Linked DNA regions of Homo sapiens: region 1 is linked to region 2. A link is an interaction called in ENCODE POLR2A ChIA-PET data of the cell type or tissue named here. Cell type or tissue: A673. All regions are shown on one strand. Links, peaks and the distances in the headings refer to the core of each region. The heading gives the core; the rest is flanking DNA. Region 1 overlaps MPRIP (myosin phosphatase Rho interacting protein). Region 2 overlaps PLD6 (phospholipase D family member 6).

Region 1 (9,219 bases), core at 2,153-6,152, 140 kb after region 2:
GGCCATTCCAGAAGGTAAAGGGTGACACAGGTGAAGGGCATGTTCCCAAGTGAGATGTGCTCCCAGGGGTAGGGGTCTGGTCCTCACCAGCACAGCACTCAGTTCTGCCCCACATCCATGCAGCTGGGGCCACGGCCCTGGGAGGCTGCAAGTGGGGGCTTAGGGACCCGGTGGGGCCCCAAAGCACATTGCCCATGAGGCACACATGGAAGGAAGAGCCCTACAGCCTTTACTTCCAGATGAGCCAGCCACAGACCACCCTCCTGCAGCACACACCCAGCCTGGCCATCTGCGCAGGAGGTCAGGAAGCTGGCGGAGATTGGGGGCTGTCCTCCAGAAGGACTCTTTCCTACCTGTGCAAAGACATCAAGGCTGGGTGCAGGCTACCACCTCCACCCACCCCAGGAAAAGCTGGGCCAATAAGCCACCTACTTCAGAGCCTCATCAGTAAGGTGCTCAACGTAATTTATTGTCTTAATTGGGAGTACTTGGGGAAGGAAAAGGGATTCTGCTAATTATGCCAGGACTGCTGGTCCCAGAACTCAGAACAGCCATGCCCACCCGGGACCCTGCAGACTGCAATTGGCTCACCTCCCAACTGGGCCACTCCCCATCCCCACATTCTGCTGCTCTCTATGGAGGCAGGTCAGGGATGCCCCTGATGTCTACCAGCCTCTGCAAGGCCACTGATGCAAAGTTCGCAAAGCCTCTGGGAATACCAACAAGGAGACGAAGACACGAAAGGTGGTGCAAAGGGAAAGGAACTCAGCACCATGCCAGGGAGCAAAGGGGAGGAGTGTGGGAGACTTCCCTGGGAGGGGGCAAATGACAGACTTCAGAAATGGAAGTCAGGGGACACCGTCTGTGGGAAGCTGACACAGCCACAGCCGAGCAGGCCCCAAGGCAGCGGCGCAGCCTGGAACAGTGAACTGCACTGCCCCTCCTATAGAGGCCGGCATGCTCCTCAAGCCCATGGCCCAACTTAAGCTCGACCAGTGGTCTGCAAAGGTGGGAGTCCCTGAGGCCCTTTTTGGGGTCCCTGAGTCAAAACCATTTTAATAAAAATACTAAAACATCCTTTGCCTCCTCTCTCACTCTTTCATGAGTGTACAGTAGAGCTGCCCAAAGGCTACACAGGACATGCTATGGCCACAGACTGTAGAAGCTCTGAGAACCCAGCTGTCTTTCATTATGGCAGACCGTAAAGAGCTCTGCAAAGAGTTAAAAATGTGAGGCTTTTCAGCAAATTTTTGTCTTAGAAAAGTTATTTTTCAGAATATATGTTACGTGACTACATAATAGGCTTATTGTTACTTTTAAGTGAATTCATGAATAAACTTTTTCAGTTTTAACTTCTAATACAAGAAATACCAATGGACATAACCCAGGTAAACTAAAGCGTTCTGAGGGCCTCAATAATCAAGAGCATAAAGGGGTCTGGAACCCAAAAAGTTTGAGAACTGCTGACCTAGCCACCCACTCCCCTAGCACGTCCCCACCCCTTCTGCACCTTTGCTTGGGGAGCAGCCCTGCTGATCCCACTTCTCAGTTGCCATGTGCCCAAACACAAACTTGCCTTTAAGTCTATCTCCTGGTTTCTACTCAAGAGTCCTTTCTATCCAACAGCACTGCCTTAAAAGGCGACATCTAACCCCAGACTTGCTCCTGGTGGCTGTGTTACATATGGTCCATCTGGAAATGAAACAGACTCCAAGGCACAGGCAGACAGGAAAACCTTTCTCTCAACAATGCGGACCTCTGCCTTGGTGAGGAGGCCAGGAGGAGGGGCTGTGACAGAGGCAACACCTGTTTCTCAATGGACCTGGAGCCCTCCCTGGGTCCCCACTCCCCACAGTCCCTGGAGCTCTCCTCCCTGGGTCCCCACTCTCCATGGCCCCTGGGGCTCTCCTCCCCGGGTCCCCACTCCCCACGGCCCTGGAGCTCCACTCCCCGGGTCCCCACTCCTAACAGTCCTAGAGCTCTCCTCCCCAGGTCCCCATTCCCCACGGCCCTGGAGCTCCCCTCCCGGGGTCCCTACTCCTAATAGTCCTGGAGCTCTCCTCCCTGGGTCCCCATTCCCCATAGTCTTAGATCCCCTCCCTGGGTCCCTGCTCCCCCTGGCCCCTAGAATCCTCTCCCCAGGTCCCTGCTTGCAAAGAGGGGCTTGAAGGACCACAAACATAAGCACCTTTACTGTGCCACAGGACTAACGTCCCTGAGCCTGTGGAGAGGAGTCAGAAAAGCAGGGGACTCCACTGGAATGTGCTTCTGTCCGTGTTCCCTAGAACAGCTCGACCAGCACTGGTGTGAAGGGCAATGCCTGAGCTACCCATCTGGGCCTCGGCTCCCACCCCTAAATCATCTCAGGTCACCTCTGTGAAAGGGATACCACTGGGGAGGGGCGTGAAGGATGCTTTGAATGGATGTCAGTGTTCTCTTTCTTAAGTTGGGTGGCAGGTTCACGAGCATTCATTTTTATTATTTAGATTTATATTGTAAATGTATGCTGCTTGTATCCTTTTGTGTACATCCAATATTGCATTCTATTAAAAAATATTACTGCAAGTATTAGAGTATATCAGCGGCTCTTCAAACTGTGAAGATCCCTGGAGGTCATGCTTCAGGGGCCACCTCGGGTGTAGGATGGGGCAGCGGGTGGGGGTCAGGGTGGTCTCATAGCTGATGCCATTCCTCTTCCTGTCCTTCAACATGAGAACATTCGTGCATCATATATGTGAGCTCCACGTTTCATTTCAAGGGGGTGGGTGTTTTGCTGCCAAAGAAATAAAGGTTGAAAACTGGTAACAGTGATGAACAGCGTAGCAAAGGCCTTTTCCCTCTAGCTGACCCCAAGGTCCTCTGGGGACCACTGTGGGGCTCTGTGGGCCCTCTGCCAGCAGCTCCCAGCACCTAGCACTGGGAAGGCACCGCGTCTCCCTGGGGTCTCCAGCCTTCAGCTCCCATGCCCCACAGCCCTCCTTCCAACAATGTTTAAGGATTAACTTGCCTCTTTCTTGGCAGTCAGATGATCTTCAGGTCAGACAAAAAGGGAAGAAAGAAGGCGTGTACCTCCGAGCAGCTGAGCCACCCCTGCACCGCCCCGTGACACTGCCTCATGGCGGCATTTCATGTGTGCGACTCTTGAGGGATGGTCCAGGAACCCAGTTTCCATCCCAGACTCCTCTGTGAAGAGCCCCAGGCTCTGGGCAGGCCTTATTTGGGACCCACCCATAGCCCTCCCACCCAGCAGTCTGCAGGGCTGACATGTGGCTCCAGGTGCTGATGCCAAACAGCTCACTGACAGAATGGCCACAGGCCAGCAAGTCCTCTCCTGGGGTCCGCTGAAAGGAGGTGTTCAGACAAATGCCCGCACACCTGTGTTCACAGCAGCACTATCCACAACGGCCAAAAGGGTGAAGCAATCCCACTGTCTACCATCCATACAAGGAATGAATTCTGACCTGTGCTGCAAGGTGGATGAACCTTGAAAGCATTAGGCCAAGTGCAAGACACCACAGACAAAAGGTCACATATGGTATGGTATGATTCTGTTTTGATGAAATTTCCAGAATAGGTAAATCCATTGAGGCACAAAGCAGATTTGTAGTTGCTGGGGACTAAAGGCGGGGGTGACTGCTTAATAGTTAAGGTGGGGGGTTCTTTTGGAGCAATGGAAATGTTTTCAACTGAAGAGGGGTGGCAGTTGTACAATACTGTAGGCTAAATGCAATGGAATTGTACATGCTAAAATGGTTAATTTTATGTTGCGTGAATTTCACCTCAAAAAAAAAACCCCTCAAAACCAAGGAACCACACACACAGTTCACCCCATCATAGCACGGGGACAGCAGGGCCCACAGCTGCTGGCTGGCTGTAAACTACCCCCAACTCCCACTGGGCTCCTGGCCTCCCTCTGCCCACACACAGGTCCTGCAAGCCCAGCCCCGGCCCCTGCCCCTGCTCCCCACTGTATTCAAGCTGGAGGGGGAAAGTGACATTTTAAAAGCCTCTTCCCTGTTTGGTCTTGACAAACAGCCCGTGGCCACAGGATTTTTGGAACATGACGCCATTCATGGCAAAGGGAAGAGGGCTGGAGAATGCGTGGGGACAAATTTCTGGGGCAACGTCTTCGCAGGGAAGAGTCACACCCTGTTCCTCAAAAAGCCGTCCTTCCCATTCAGAAACAGGTAGGACAGAAGCACGGTGGAAGGAGGAGCAAAAAAAGGGCAGGAAAGCTAAATGAGGTCAGCCCCACCCTTCCCCGCACATGCCAAGGTGGTCAGCCCCGCTCCTGGACACTAGGGGCCAAGGGGGCCACACACAGCCAGACATTGATGGTCTCAAGGCCAAGCTCAGTCCTCTCGAGTCATGTGGAGACAGGGAAGGCCTGGAGTCCCACAGCTGGGTTTCCTCCCGGCTTTGCCACCAGAGGAGCTGCTCTAGGCATATTATACTACCTCTCTCTACCCTTCTCTTAACTCCGCCTTCTGAGACTGCTGGAAATATAAATGAGCTAATAGTGGCCTGGCACATGGCAATTCCTGTCAGCTATGAATACCACCAACAGCGCCACAAAACAATGCCAGGGCAGGCCACCCTTCAGCAATTTCCGTATAGGAAAACCTCCACACCATAGAAGGCCAGGTGCTAGCTGGCCGGGCCCCCTAGGAAGAGGACTCCTAAGCTCCCAGGCTCACGGGGTTTCCAGGCGGGAAGGGAGATGTGGAATTGAGAAGTAGTGGGCTGTCTGCCGAGGTGACATCTGCCTATTAGAAGAGCTCGTTCTCAGGCTCAAAAGAAGAGACTCCTCCTGTTTAGATCTCATAGAAGGGTCCCCTCAGCAGAGGTGCCTTTCCCTGCAAGGGTGAATGACTTGTAAAGGCTGGGGGTAGGGTGGACAGAGAGGCTGGAAGGACCTGCCTGCCAGCTGAGGGGACCCACTCAACACTGGTGACCAGGGGGCCACGAAACGTCCTGGCCAGATCTCCCACCCACCCAGTGATTTGGGACTAGACCCGGCTCCCCAGCTCTGGGATCCTCTCTACCTTCCTTGGGCATTTCAACCAGGCCCGGCACAAGGATTTTCCTTCCCAGACAACTGCAAGGCAGTTGCTCCATGGATACGAGTGGGATAAGCATGGCTTCTCTTAATCTTCTCCCACACTGCCCATGGCAACTCATACACCCATCAAAGAAATTCCTAAAATTGGGATCTGCTCTGCCCTTCATGGGACCTGCATGACTTCTCTGGGCTTGACAGGGGCACAGAAGTGGCCTCTAACATTAAATCCTAAGCTGATGAAGCCTGGCCCCTTCACTTCCTACCCTCTAAAAAAAAAAGAAATTTTTTTTTTTTTTTGATACAGGGTCTCGTTCTATTACCCAGGTTGGAGTGCAGTGGCGTGATCTCAGCACACTGCAACCTCCACCTCCTGCCTCAGGCAATCCTTCTACCTCAGCCTCCCAAGTAGCTGGGACCACAGGCATGTGCCACCAAGCTTGGCTATGTTTTTTACTTTTTTGTAGAGACAGGGTTTCCCTGTCTTGCCCAGGCTGATCTCGAACTCCTGGGCTCAAGCAATCTGCCCACCTTGGCCTCCCAAAGTTCCGGGATAACAGGTGTGAGCCGCAGCACCTGACCTAAAAATTCTTAAAATCAGTTCAGTCCTTACACAGCAGGTCCTCAAATAATGCCATTTCATTCAACATTGATTTGTTATAACAATGTTGAGGAAAAAAAAAAAAGAATTCCTGCACCCACTGCCTGTGTGGAGTTTGTGTGCTCTCACGACTCCGTGGGTTTTCTCTGTACTCTGCTTTCTTTCACATCTCAGAGATGTGCACATTCAGTGAACTGGACATCTAAGTGGTCCCAGTCTGAGCAGGTGTGGGTGCAAGTGTGTCCTGTGATGGAACGGCGTCCTGTCCAGGCTTTGTGCCCTGGGAGAGGCTCCAGCTACCGGTGACATTGAACTGGAATAAGCAAGCTGGAAAACGCATGAATGAATACAGGTAACTGCCTACTAAAAAGTCATCAAGTCTACGATAATCACACAAACACATGACAATAAACTATGCAGTAAGAAGCACTCAGCCAGCCCACCGCTTTTGTCCTTGTTTTTGAACTTCCTGGTGGTAGGAGGTATGCCTTACAATTTTCACTTTGCAGACATTTATTCCTTGATTTAACCTACCACCATGACTGTCATCACTCACTGTCATCACTCACCAAAACTTGTATAGATAATGATCTTACTTGTTTTTATTCATCTTCCTGAAATGTATATAATAGCTCACATGTATTTCCATGTTTAATATTAGAAATACTTTGGATCTTTATTTAGAAGTTTGGTTAATTTTTATAACCTGAAATATGCCGTAGAAACTTAAATCCTGTTTATATCAATTAGCTTATGATAAAATTGGTTTGGTTGTGTGTTGTTATGCTTACAGTAGCAGTTTCCAAGAGCCCATCAATGACGGTGAGGACTTACTGTACTTACACATTCTGAAAAATCAAACACACACAAGGCAAACTGACTACTTCCTTCCAGTCCTCAAGGGGCTGACATAAGAAAGCTGCTAGGGTGGTGCAGAGCAGCTCAGTGGGAGAGGAGACAGCCTGAGCATCTGTTTAATGGGCATGGGCCTGAGCTTCTGTTTAATGGGCATGGGACAGACAGAAACAGGTTTGAGGGCCAGCTTGCCCACAAAATCACAGTGGAAGGTCCCCTCCCTGGGCTGTTTTCTCTGCAGTAACCTAAGAGGGATGGGGACCTGGTGCTCCCCGCACTGCCCCTGCCCCATCTCGCCCATGGCCTGGCCCATGGTGGACATTCAAGAGCAGATGGGCCAGCATGCTAAGTGAGAGCTTCCCAAGGGCAAGATCCGTGTCCCACACACAGCTCCATACTACATGGTTTATTGCTGATAAAACGGACCCCATTTACTAAGCACCCACCATATAACCCAGTATTTACAAACTCTGCCCTTGCCACAGATCCTGCGGTTGCTGAGGACTTTGGAAGCATCTTCCTGCATCCTCATCAGGACCCAAAGCCATGGGTACTATTATTATAACCCCCCAGTTTTCAGATGAGGGGCATAGATGCTTCAGCTCTAAGTAACTTGCTCCATTAGCATGGAAAATGGAGCTAGAATGGAAACTCAAATCTGGGCTCGCCACCATTCCAATTCCCTTGCCTGGGCGCACTGAAATGAAAAGTGGGACTGTGTCAGATTTCTAGGTCAGAGCAGGTCCCCAAGCAGAAGCCATGCAAATGCCCTGACCCACCCCTCCCGCGGCCCTGAGGCTCCTGAGCCTCAAGTGGCTCACCCAGTCCTGATAGTGAGGCTCTGGGTATGGCATCAGGAGACCCAGGAGACATGGCCCCTTTCTCTGGCTCAGCTGGGGCTCCCTGCAGCTGCTCCCCCTTCCCTTGGCCCCTTTATCTATGGGAAGGACCACGAGGAGGTCAGAAACCTTGTGTGGAAAGTGCGCCACGGTTGCTTGTGGGTCTGTTAAATCCAGTGCCTCAGAACCTACAGAGATCAAGGACAAAGCTATTTCCTGATTCTGAATTCCTCTTTCAGAGGAAAAAATTGTGCTTCCTGTTCAGAGCTGTGCCAAAGGTGTGGCTGCTGCCTAGGCCAGTAGCCCATGTTGGGGATGTGGGGCACCCCGAGGCTGAGGAGAGGTGAAGATCTGGGCGATGCCCTGCACAACAGCCTGCACCGTTCACACACACGCCCCACCACACACTCAAGAACTAAGGAGTCCAAGTTGGGGCAAGGCCCTGTTCCTGATAGCAAAGGTTAACACTTATTAGAGACAAGGTGGCCAAACAGGACTTTGGAAAAAATCGTGCTGGACTTCCTGTGACCTAGGCAGGTCGCTGAACCTCTGCTGAACCTCTCCAGGTCTCGGCGGCTCCATCTGCTAATTGAAGACAATCCCTCACCTGCATAATGTGGGGGAAAGGCAGGGAGGGCAGGTGCAGACAGCCCCAGCAGGTCCCTCTTCCCAGGGCTAGGAACTAGAAGTCCAGGAAACAGCTGTGATTTATTCTGCAGCACTGCAATATACCAATCTCCCTACTACCCATCTGCCCCGGGGCCAAACAAAAACACTAAGGAGTTTACAAAGCAAAGTGGCCTTCCCAAGGACAGGGAGGATGAGTCTGGAGCCAGGGTGGAGTCTGGAGCCAGGGTGGACTCTGGCACGGGAGCCTCATGGAGCTGAAATCTGTATCACGGCCCCATTGCTGAGCAGCTCAGTGACCTTGGGCAGGCCGCTCAACCACTCTGAAAACTCAGGGTCCCCTCCTCCGAGGGAGGCCTTGCTGCCACCAGCCCTGCTGGCCACCCTTGCCTGCTGAGGTCTGTGTGAAATCACGGGCTATGACACAATATAGTAGGTAGAGGTTCAAAGGATCCGGCAGGCCCATCCACTCAGAGTCTCGCTGCAAAGCAGCTCTGACACCAGGGCCACCTCTGGCACAGCATGCAACCGCCAAGCTGCGCCCAAGGGGAAGGAGCCAGAAGGGTTACAGGCTCCAGGCAAAAACCAGGCTGTGGTTTCATGTGAACTAGGATGACCCTGACTGAGAAAACCAGTGAGTGGTTTGGAAGATTTCAGTTCCAGCTTCCAGAGACAAAATGTCAGTGAATCAACCCCCTAGGTGCTCTTGCCCCCAACGGAAGTGACAATGCCTTGAGAGCTCTGGGTAGGGCATGGGGGCTCCATTCCAGAGCAGCTGTAAGACTGCCTCAATTGCTAAAACTGGAAAAAGCACAAAATCTAGGGCAGAGTTTTCGAACCTGCCCCAAATGGCCCCAGAGATGACCCAAGGCCCTCCCCCGCCACCCCGCCCCAGGATGGGAGGCCAAGCTCCAGGCTTTGGCTGCCTTGCCCAGAGCTGCACTGCTTTTGATGAAAGCTTGAAAACCATCCACCTGGTCCAACGGTGTCATTCAGCTGAGAAAGAGTGGCTTGGGGAATGAGTTTCCCAGGATAAGAGAAGAGCCCGTTTTCTTAGGTCAGATGCTTCCAAATTAGCACCCAATGATCCTCCATGTCCAGTAGTAGGATGTCTTCCCCTGTGCCTCGCTGCCACACTCTCTCCCTCTTTCAAGACTAAGTGGCAGCTTGGGAACAATTTAAACATTCTGAGTTAAATTTCTTTATTTCTGCTAAAGAACATGAGGTTGCCCAAAGAA
Region 2 (9,219 bases), core at 47-4,046:
GGAAGTTAACTTTTAAAAAAATTCAATTGAAGCTGTAAAGTATAATATATAGATTGGAAGTCACCAGAAATTGTTTTAGTTTGTGAATTCCCCCAGTGTATGTTCTGAAAAGAAAATGGGAGAGCTTGTAAAGCATCTCCTAAATGCGAAGCCGCGTGACCCTGGACTTCTGGCACATCTGAATAAACATGTTCTTATTCTGGAATGTGAGCGCTGGGTGTCTTTGCCTTAGCTTGCTGCTAAATCATTCAAGTAGGGGCTCCTCTTTGTTAAATATAATTTTGCGGGGGGGGGCAGTATACAGCTATTTAGAAACTGTTGGTCAAAGAACAGGAGACTCAAAGAGGAGTAAAACTTTAAGCTGTTATTTGGGTGAAGGAAATAAGGTATACGGTGGTCCATTTTTAAGACAAAGTGCCTTGAATCGGCTTCGGTCAGCAAACTACGGAAGAAACGGGTTGTACTAGGCCCCTCAGGCTAGCCGATGCCTTATCGGCTTCCCCGCCTGCCCCCTTCCCCCTTCCTTGGTTGCCCTCACCCGAACCAAAAAAGTTTAAAATGAAAGTTTACTGGCCTGCAAAATAGCTCGCTTTGTCTCTTCCTACCAGCTGGCCTAGCTACTTAGGTCATAAGTCAAATACTTGAAGAGCCCCTAAGCAGACTAAGATTGCAATGCACTGTGGGCTGTAACAAAATGCAGCAAGACAACCCTAAAAAAAAAATACCTAAAGCCCCCGCCTAACAACCAATAAGCAATGTCTGGGAAGATTGTAACCCCATAGTACTCAGCCTGTAAGGAAGGAGCCTGCACACTGGGGGATAAATTGCTTGTTGAAACTGTGCTGGGTGTGCCTGCTCATCAGACACCCGATCTTGGAAGACGTTATTAAAAGTATAGAAGATCCTTGGCCCACACGTAAAGACTGCTGTGCCAGTAACAGGCAGGCATGCCCAGGAGACCCTAGAACTGCACGCCGGCCTCTGCTCCAACACCTGAGGCGAGTGATGCTAGAAGGCAGGGGCTCGCTGAAGATGAGGGCTGGGGAGGGGGTTGTGTAGTGTGTGTGTCACCTGAAGCCTCTTTTTGCCTACAAGATTGTCTTGGCTCCTCTCAGAGAGAAACTTTAAAAGAAGTAATAAATTTGCCAAGTAGGCTCAGCAGTCACAAAAGAGGCTCTAGGAAGATTCCCCTCTAATTGCCCTCGTCTCCTGGGATGAGCTTTCATCAGCTTAGTGGTTTGGATTCAATGTTGTTAACTATGCGGGCAGTGATACAGCTTGAAAACGGTGAAACCCCATCTCTACTAAAAATACAAAAATTAGCCGGGCGTGGTGTCGGGCGCCTATAGTCCCAGCTGCTCGGGAGGCTGAGGCAGAATGGTGTGAACCCGGGAGGCCCAGCTTGCAGTGAGCCGAGATCGCCTGGGAGACACAGAGCGAGACTCCGTCTCAAAAAAAGAAAAAAGATCGGTCTGGGCAACATGGCAAAACTCCGTCTCTACTAAAAATACAAAAATTAGCTGGGTGTGGTGGTGTGTACCTGTAATCCCAGCTACTCGGGAGGCTGAAAAAGGAGAATTGCTTGAACCCGGGAGGTGGGGGCTGCAGTGAGCCAAGCTCACACCACTGCACTCCAGCCTGGGTGACAGAGCTTGACTCTGTCTCAAAACAAACAAAAAATTCTGATAGTACCATATGCCCTTAACAGTCTGCCCACACTGTTGAATATTCCTAGGTTGTTGGAATGAACCAATGCAATGATGCCATATTTTAAAGCACTATGTTGGTTCTATAGGGTTTTTGTTTTCTTTTGAGACGGAGTTTTCGCTCTTGTCACCCAGGCTGGAGTGTAATGGTGCAATCTTGGCTCACTGCAACCTCCGCCTCCCGGGTTCAAGCGATTCTCCTGCCTCAGCCTCCTGAGTAGCTGGGATTACAGGCGTGTGCCACCACCAAGTCCAGCTAATTTTTTTTTTTTTTTTCTTGGTAGAGACGGGGTTTTGCCACGTTGGCCAGGCTTGTCTTGAACTCCCGACCTCAGGTGATCCACCTGCCTCGGCCTCCCAAAGTGCTGGGATTACAGGCATGAGCCACCACGCTCAGCCAGTTCTATAGGTTTTTAAAGCAACCCACAATTTTTTTTTTTTTTTTTGAGACAGAGTCTCTCTCTGTCGCCCAGGCTGGAGTGCAATGGCGCGATCTCAGCTCACGGCAACCTCCGCCTCTCGGGTTCAAGTGATTATCCTGCCTCAGCCTCCTGAGTAGCTGGGATTACAGGCGCCCACAACTACGCCCGGCTAATTTTTGTATTTTTAGTAGAGACGGGTTTTCACTATGTTGGCCAGGCTGGTCTCGAACTCCTAATGTCATAATCTGCCCACCTCGGCCTCCCAAAGTGCTGGGATTACCAGTGTGAGCCACTGTGCCGGGCCCAATTTTTTTTTTTTAGTCTGATCCAACAGAGTATATTCATGTCAATTTCAGTTTACAATCCTTGCAGTCCCATCAGTTTGTGAGATTATGCCCAGGTCATCCACACTGGAGGTCTGAAAATGTTCTTAGTTGTACTCTAGTTTCACTAGCTGCATAGTTTTCTGGGATAGTCTCAGTCACTTGAATCCTTTAAAGATGAAGCCCAAAGAACCATGGAGATGACTTTAGAGGCATTAACAATGAGCAGCAGAGGCAGCCCTGGGTGGATCCCATCTGGTGTCACTGGGAGTGACATGCCTGAGAGACATCCTACTTTGGGTCCAAGTGGAGGTGCTGACTCAGGGCAGCTGCTACAGTGTGGCTACTAGAGGATCCTTCTCCAGTCTCAGAAATTGAAGCTGAGAATGGACCATTTTCAGAAATTTCATCATGAAGATCCTTACACTCAAAATCTTAAGGTGGCTGGGCACGGTGGCTCATGCCTGTAATCCCAGCACTTTGGGAGGCCAAGGCGGGCAGATCACGAGGTCAGGAGATCGAGACCATCCTGGCTAACATGGTGAAACCCCGTCTCTACTAAAAATACAAAAAATTAGCCGGGCATGGTGGCGGGTGCCTGTAGTCCCAGCTACTCGGGAGGCTGAGGCAGAAGAATGGCATGAACCCGGGAGGCGGAGCTTGCAGTGAGCCGAGATGGTGCCACTACACTCCAGCCTGGGCGACAGAGCGAGACTTCGTCTCAAAAAAAAAAAAAAAAAAAAAAAAAAATCTTAAGGTGATGATGGGTTTCCACATGACTCTTTTCAAGACCACAGCCGACGCCTTTAAAATCATGACTGGCTTATGTGTCGACATGTATTCTCACACTCAAATTTCAGAATAAGGCATGAGGTGGATGTATGTGATGGCACCAACTCTGCTTTCTCTTTTCTAGTGACCACTCAGGCCCTGCCTGCACCTATTCTTACTCATTTTAGGGCTCCATCCATTACTCTGAGCCTTCAACCTGCAGCTCTGCTTTTCGCTGTCTGCAGATGCTGAAGAAAGGCGTCACTAAAGGCCTCGGGCTGCTGGCTGCGATCAGCACCGATGGGAGCTGCCAGGATCCAACCCAGTTTTTAAAAACACACTTGATCAAGATTCACATACCATAAAATCTGCACATTAAAAGCATGAGATTCAGTAGTGGGTTTTAGTATATTAACAAAGTTGTGTAACCATCACCCCAAAAAGAAACACTGTTCCAGTAGTAGTCACTCCCCACTCCGTACTACCCTCCAGCTCCTGGCAATCACTAGTCTACTTTGTCTCACAGATTTGCCTACTCTGGGCATTTCATAGAAATGGAATCCTCTCTGCAGCCTTTTGTCTCTGCCATCTTCACCTCGCGTCATGCTTCAAGGGAATCTGTGCTGCAGCATGTTTCAGCACCTCATTTCTTAGTTTGGCTGAATAACATTCCATTGTATGGATAACAAATTTTGTTTGCCCATTCATTCGTTGGTGGGAATTTGGGTTATTTCTATCTTTTGGCTGTTATGAATAATGCTGCTATAAACATTTGTGTACAAGTGTTTGCACAGACATGTTTTCATTTCTTTAGTATACACCTAGGAGTGAAATTATTGGGTCATATAACACTATTTAACCATTTGAGAAACTGCTAGACTTTTTCCAAAATGGAAGTATCATTTTATATTCCCACCAGCAGTGAATGAGGGTTCCTTTTCCTCCACATCCTTGCCAACATATGGCATGATCTAACTTTCTGATCATAGCCCTTCTAGTGGGTATGGTGTCTCATTGTGGTTTTGACTTGCATTTCTAATGACTTAAGATGATGAATGTCTTTTCATGAGCTTATTGGCCATTTGTATGTCATCTTTGAAGAAATGTCTATTCAAATCCTTTGCCCATTTTTTTGGGTTGTCTTTTTATTGTTGAGTTTTAAGAGTTCTTTGTATATGTTCTGGATATAAGAATCCCTTAACAGATACATAATTTGCAAGCTGGGGACAGTGGCCAACGCCTGTAATCCCAACACTTTAGGAGGTCGAGGCAGGAGGAATGCTTGACCTCAGGAGTTCGAGACTAGCTTGGACAACATAGCAAGATCTTGTCTCTACCAAAAATAAAAAATAAAAAAAATAAAAATAAGATTAGCTGGGCATAGTGGCACACTCCTGTAGTCTGAGCTACTCAGGAGGCTGAGGTGGGAGGATCGCTTGAGCCTGGGAAATTGAGGCTGCACTCCCGCCTGGGCAACAGAGCGAGACTCTATCTCAAAGAAAAGAAAAAGTCATTTGCAAATGTTTCCCTTCTTTGGGTAATAGGTGTTGATGGAATTGTTTGCAGCATGTAAGCTTTTGATTTTGGTATAATCTATTAATATTTTTACAGTTGTTGCTTGTGCTTTGGTGTCATAGCTAAGAAACCATTGCCCAACCCAAGGTCACAAAGATTTGCTCCTATGTTTTTTTCTGTCATATATATAATTTTTTTCTTTTTGAGACAGTCTCACTCTATTGCCCAGGCTGGAGTGCAGTGGTGCAATCTCAACTCACTGCAACCTCCGCCTTCCAGGTTCAAGCGATTCTCCTGCCTCAGCCTCCCAAGTTGCTGGGACTAGAGGCGCCCACCATCACGCCCAGCTAATGTTTGTATTTTTAGTACGGATGGGGTTTTGCTAGGCTTGGTTTCGAACTCCTGACCTCAAGTAATCTGCCTGCCTCGGCTTCCCAAAATGTTGGGATTACAGGCGTGAGCCACTGCACCCGGCCATTCTTGTATATTATATTCCTATCACTCATACTTAGGTCTGTGATCCGTTTTGAGTTAATTTTTGTGTATGGTGCAAGGTAGGAGGCCCAACTTCATTTTCTTTTGCATGTGGATGTCTAGTTGTCCCAGTACCATTTGTTGAAAAGGTTATTGTTTCCTCACTGAATGGTCTGGGCATTATTGTTGAAAATCAATTGACTGTAAATGTAAGAACGCTTTTTCTGAACTCGCAATTCTGTTTCACTGATTTATCAATATCTCTCTTTATGCCAAGACCACACTGTTTGTTTGTTTTTTTGAGACAGAGTCTAGCTCTATAGCCCAGGCTGGAGTGCACTGATGCAATCTTGGTTCACTGGAACCTCTGCCTACTGGGATCAAGCGATTCTTGTGCCTCAGCCTCCCAAGTAGCTGGGACTACAGGCATATGCCACCACGCCTGGCTAGTTTTTGTATTTTTAGTAGAGACAGGGTTTCCCCATATTGGCCAGGCTGGTCTCGAACTCCTGACCTTGTGATCTGCCTGCCTCAGCCTCCCAAAGTGCTAAGATTACAGGTGTGAGCCACTGCGCCCGGCCTTTTTTTTTTTTTCTTTTTTTTGAGACAGATTCTCGCTCTGTCGCCAGGCTGTTATGAAACAGTGTTGGATTTTCAAATGCCAACTGATTTTAAAAATTGCATTTACATAGCTTTACAAAAATAGCGTATGTTAAAACCATAGGAGGCCAGGAGCGGTGGTGCATGCATGTAATCTCAGCACTTTGGGAGGGTGAGGCAGGTGGATCACTTGAGATCAGGAGTTTGAGACCAGCTTGACCAACATGGTGAAACCCCATCTCTACTAAAAATACAAAAAAATTAGCCAGGTATGGCAGTGTGCTCCTGCAGCCCCAGCTACTCAGGAGGCTGAGATGGGAGAATCACTTGAACCCGGGGGGTGGGTGGTGGTGGAGGCTGCAGTGAGCTGAGATCCCGCCACTGCACTCCTGCCTGGGTGACACAGTGAGACTCCATCTCAAAAAAAAAAAAAAAAAAAAAAAAATTAGACAACTGGAATAGCAGACTGAAAATGTGTATCTTTTTATGCCTGTACTTAACTTTTTTTGGCTATGTTTTATACATTTCTTGACTTTTTGTTTTGTTTTTTTGAGACAGAGTCTCACTCTGTAGTCCAGGCTAGAATGCAGTGGCGCGATCTCAGTCACTGCAACCTCTGCCCCCCATGCTCGAGTGATTCTCTCACCTCAGCCTCCCCAGTAGCTGGGATTACAAGTGTGTACCGCCATGCCCAGCTAATTTTTGTATTTTTAGTAGAGATGGGGTTTCACCATGTTGGTCAGGCTGGTCTTGAACTCCTGACCTCAAGTGATCCACCTGCCTCGGCCTCCCAAAGTGGTGGGATTACAGGCGTAAGCCACCATACCTGGCCTCTTAAATTGATTTATTGGTAGAATCAACTTTTTTTCAATGTTATCTGGATAAAAGTTTAGATTCCCACAAATTTCACCCATTTCATTCTAAAGGTTGTGAATATATTGTTTAAAAAACCCAGTTTTTCTTTTTTGAGACAGGGTCTTGCTCTGTTGCCCAGGTTGGCAGTGCAGTGGCACGATCTAGGCTCACAGTAACCCCCACCTCCTGGGTTCAAGCAATTCTTGTGCCTCAGCCTCCTGAGTAGCTGGGATTACAGGTAGGCGCACACCACCATGCCTGGCTAATTTTTGTATTTTTAGTAGAGACAGGGTTTCCCCATGTTGGCCAGGCTGGTCTTGAACTCCTGTCTTGAAGTGATCCACCTGCCTCAGCCTCCCAAAGTGCTGGGATTACAGGCATGAGCCACTGCGCCCAACCTAAAAATCCCAGTTGTTTGTTATTTAAAATTTATTTAGTGGGTCACAATCAGAATTTTTAAAAGTGAACGAAATCATCAAAGTATATATAGTAAGGGTGCATTATTTTGTTAAATTTCAGGTTGTTGGCGTGTGTGTATATTGGGTCATGATGTAAAATGCAGTTTCTTTTTTAAGCAAAAGGTAAAATTTTATTGTAAATAAATCTATTAATAAGAGGGACAGGGATGGGGAATTACAAGACCTTGATTAATAAAAGCATCACCACCATTAGCACTTCTCGTTGTCCCTTTAGCCCCTGAAGGCTTCTTTAACTGGGGCAGTGTACCTTAATTAGATTCTGCATGTAAAGTATTTCTTACAATGGCTTGTGTGTGAACAGGTAAAATCCAAATTTTTATGTGAACTACCGTAATTCTAAAATGCTGAAAACTGGCCAGGCACAGTGGTTCACACCTGTAATCCCAGCACTTTGGGAGGCCAAGGCAGGTGATCACCTGAGGTCAGGAGTTCGAGACCAGCCTGGGCAACATGGTGAAACCCCATCTCTACTAAACACACACACACACACACACACACACAAGCCAGGTGTGGTGGTGCATGCCTGTAATCCCAGCTACTTGGGAGGCTGAGGCGCGAGAATCGCTTGAACTTGGGAGACGGAGGTTGTAGTGAGCTGAGATCGCGCTACTGCACTCCAGCCCGGGCAACAGAGCAAGACTCTGTCTCAAAAAAGAAAAAAAAAAAAAATCCACTGTAATTCAAAAGGAGGTAATCAGGCCCTGGCACTGTGTTCATGCCTGTAATCTCAGCAATTTGGGAGGCAAAGGTGGGAGGACTGCTTGAGTCCAGGAGTTCGACACCAGCCTTGGCCACACAGGGAAACCCCGTCTCTACAAAAAATGCAAAATTAATTGGGTGTGGTGGTGCATGCCTGTAGTCCCAGCTAGTTGGGAGGCTGAGGTGGGAGAATCTCTTGAGCCTAGGAGGCAGAGGCTGCAGTGAACCAAGATCATGCCATTGCACTCTAACCTGGGTGACAGAGTGAGACCCTGCTCCAAAAAAAATAAATAAAATAAAATAAAGGCCGGGCACGGTGGCTCACACCTGTAATCCCAGCACTTTAAGAAGCCAAGGCGGGCGGATCATGAGATGGAGAGCATCCTGGCTAACACGGTGAAACCCCGTCTCTATTAAAAATACAAAAAATTAGTTGGGCGTGGTGGCGTGCCCCTGTAGTCCCAGCTACTTGGGAGGCTGAGGCAGGAGAATCACTTGAACCCCGGGGGCAGAGGTTGCAGTGAGCCGAGATCCTGCCACTGCACTCCAGCCTGGGCAACAGAGTGAGACTGTCTCAAAAAAAAGGAGGTAATGAAACTGAAATCAACCCACTCTAGAGCTGGAGGCTACTGTTCAGTTTGCCTTTTGACCTGCGTGCTTATTTTGCAGATGTCTCTCAACTAAACAAAATCTCATTACACAGCATGCAAAGGGTGATGCAAAAATAGTTTATTATGATATAGTTTATGTAAAGTTAGGTAATATTTACAAAATAAAAATGATCAGCTACATCCAGGGAATCTAGCATGTCACACAAAGGAATAAATATTCTGACAAAGTAACACTTCAATTGTAGTGAATCGTTGATCACAAACTAACTTTGTAAAAAAAAAAAAAGCCTCAAGACGCCCCTCCCCCCCCCCCCCCCAAAAAAAAAGCAGCAGCTCAGCTGGTCAGGCTTTCTTGAGACACTGGCCTGACAGTGGATGGCCCACCCTACCCCGGGGCTCTACTTCTTAGACCCGAGCGCTGTGCTGGAACCTAGGGAGGCGGTACTCATTCAGCCCTTTCTTCTGCACACAGCTTTTAGTCTGTTTGTTAAGCGTTACCACTTAGCATTAGAACAGAAATGAAACACCAGTTGGAATTATACAAGCTGCTTCTTTTCATCATGTGACAGAACGTTTGTGAGAACTGCTGGAATCACAAGCTGCGGCAGAGGTGACTGAAGCATTTCCACTCCGTTCACATATAGCGCCCCAGCTTGGCACAGTAGGTTTTGCCTTTGATAACGAATTTTGACACTGACCCTGACAGAAGGGCACAGCTGTGAGAAAAATCATTAAGAATTGTAATTGTTGAGGAGCCACTTGGA

What was found. Peaks named below come from ENCODE experiments on the same cell type or tissue, not always from the same donor. Only the 100,000 strongest peaks of a DNase experiment are listed, where the experiment ranks them.
Region 1: POLR2A ChIA-PET joins it to region 2 with 6 read pairs; 4 of 35 experiments call an interaction of 5 or more read pairs at or near these places.

What each region holds. Positions count from the first base shown.
Region 1 is chr17:17,051,190-17,060,408 of GRCh38, reverse strand. The region is part of intron 1 of MPRIP (myosin phosphatase Rho interacting protein); the gene reads right to left. Among named protein-coding and RNA genes, the nearest start is that of MPRIP, 13 kb to the right of the region's middle. RefSeq lists an enhancer at 3,806-4,445. In A673, for the core only: no CTCF peak of the experiment used is centred there; a DNase peak (open chromatin) is centred at 4,468; H3K27ac peaks cover 934 bases.
Region 2 is chr17:17,191,981-17,201,199 of GRCh38, reverse strand. PLD6 (phospholipase D family member 6) reads left to right here. Exons shown (of 2, transcript NM_178836.4): 2 at 1-205. It overlaps MPRIP (myosin phosphatase Rho interacting protein), which reads right to left. Exons shown (of 24, transcript NM_001364716.4): 24 at 8,557-9,219. Among named protein-coding and RNA genes, the nearest start is that of PLD6, 9.7 kb to the left of the region's middle. RefSeq lists a silencer at 8,476-8,565 and an enhancer at 8,736-9,219. In A673, for the core only: no CTCF peak of the experiment used is centred there; no DNase peak of the experiment used is centred there.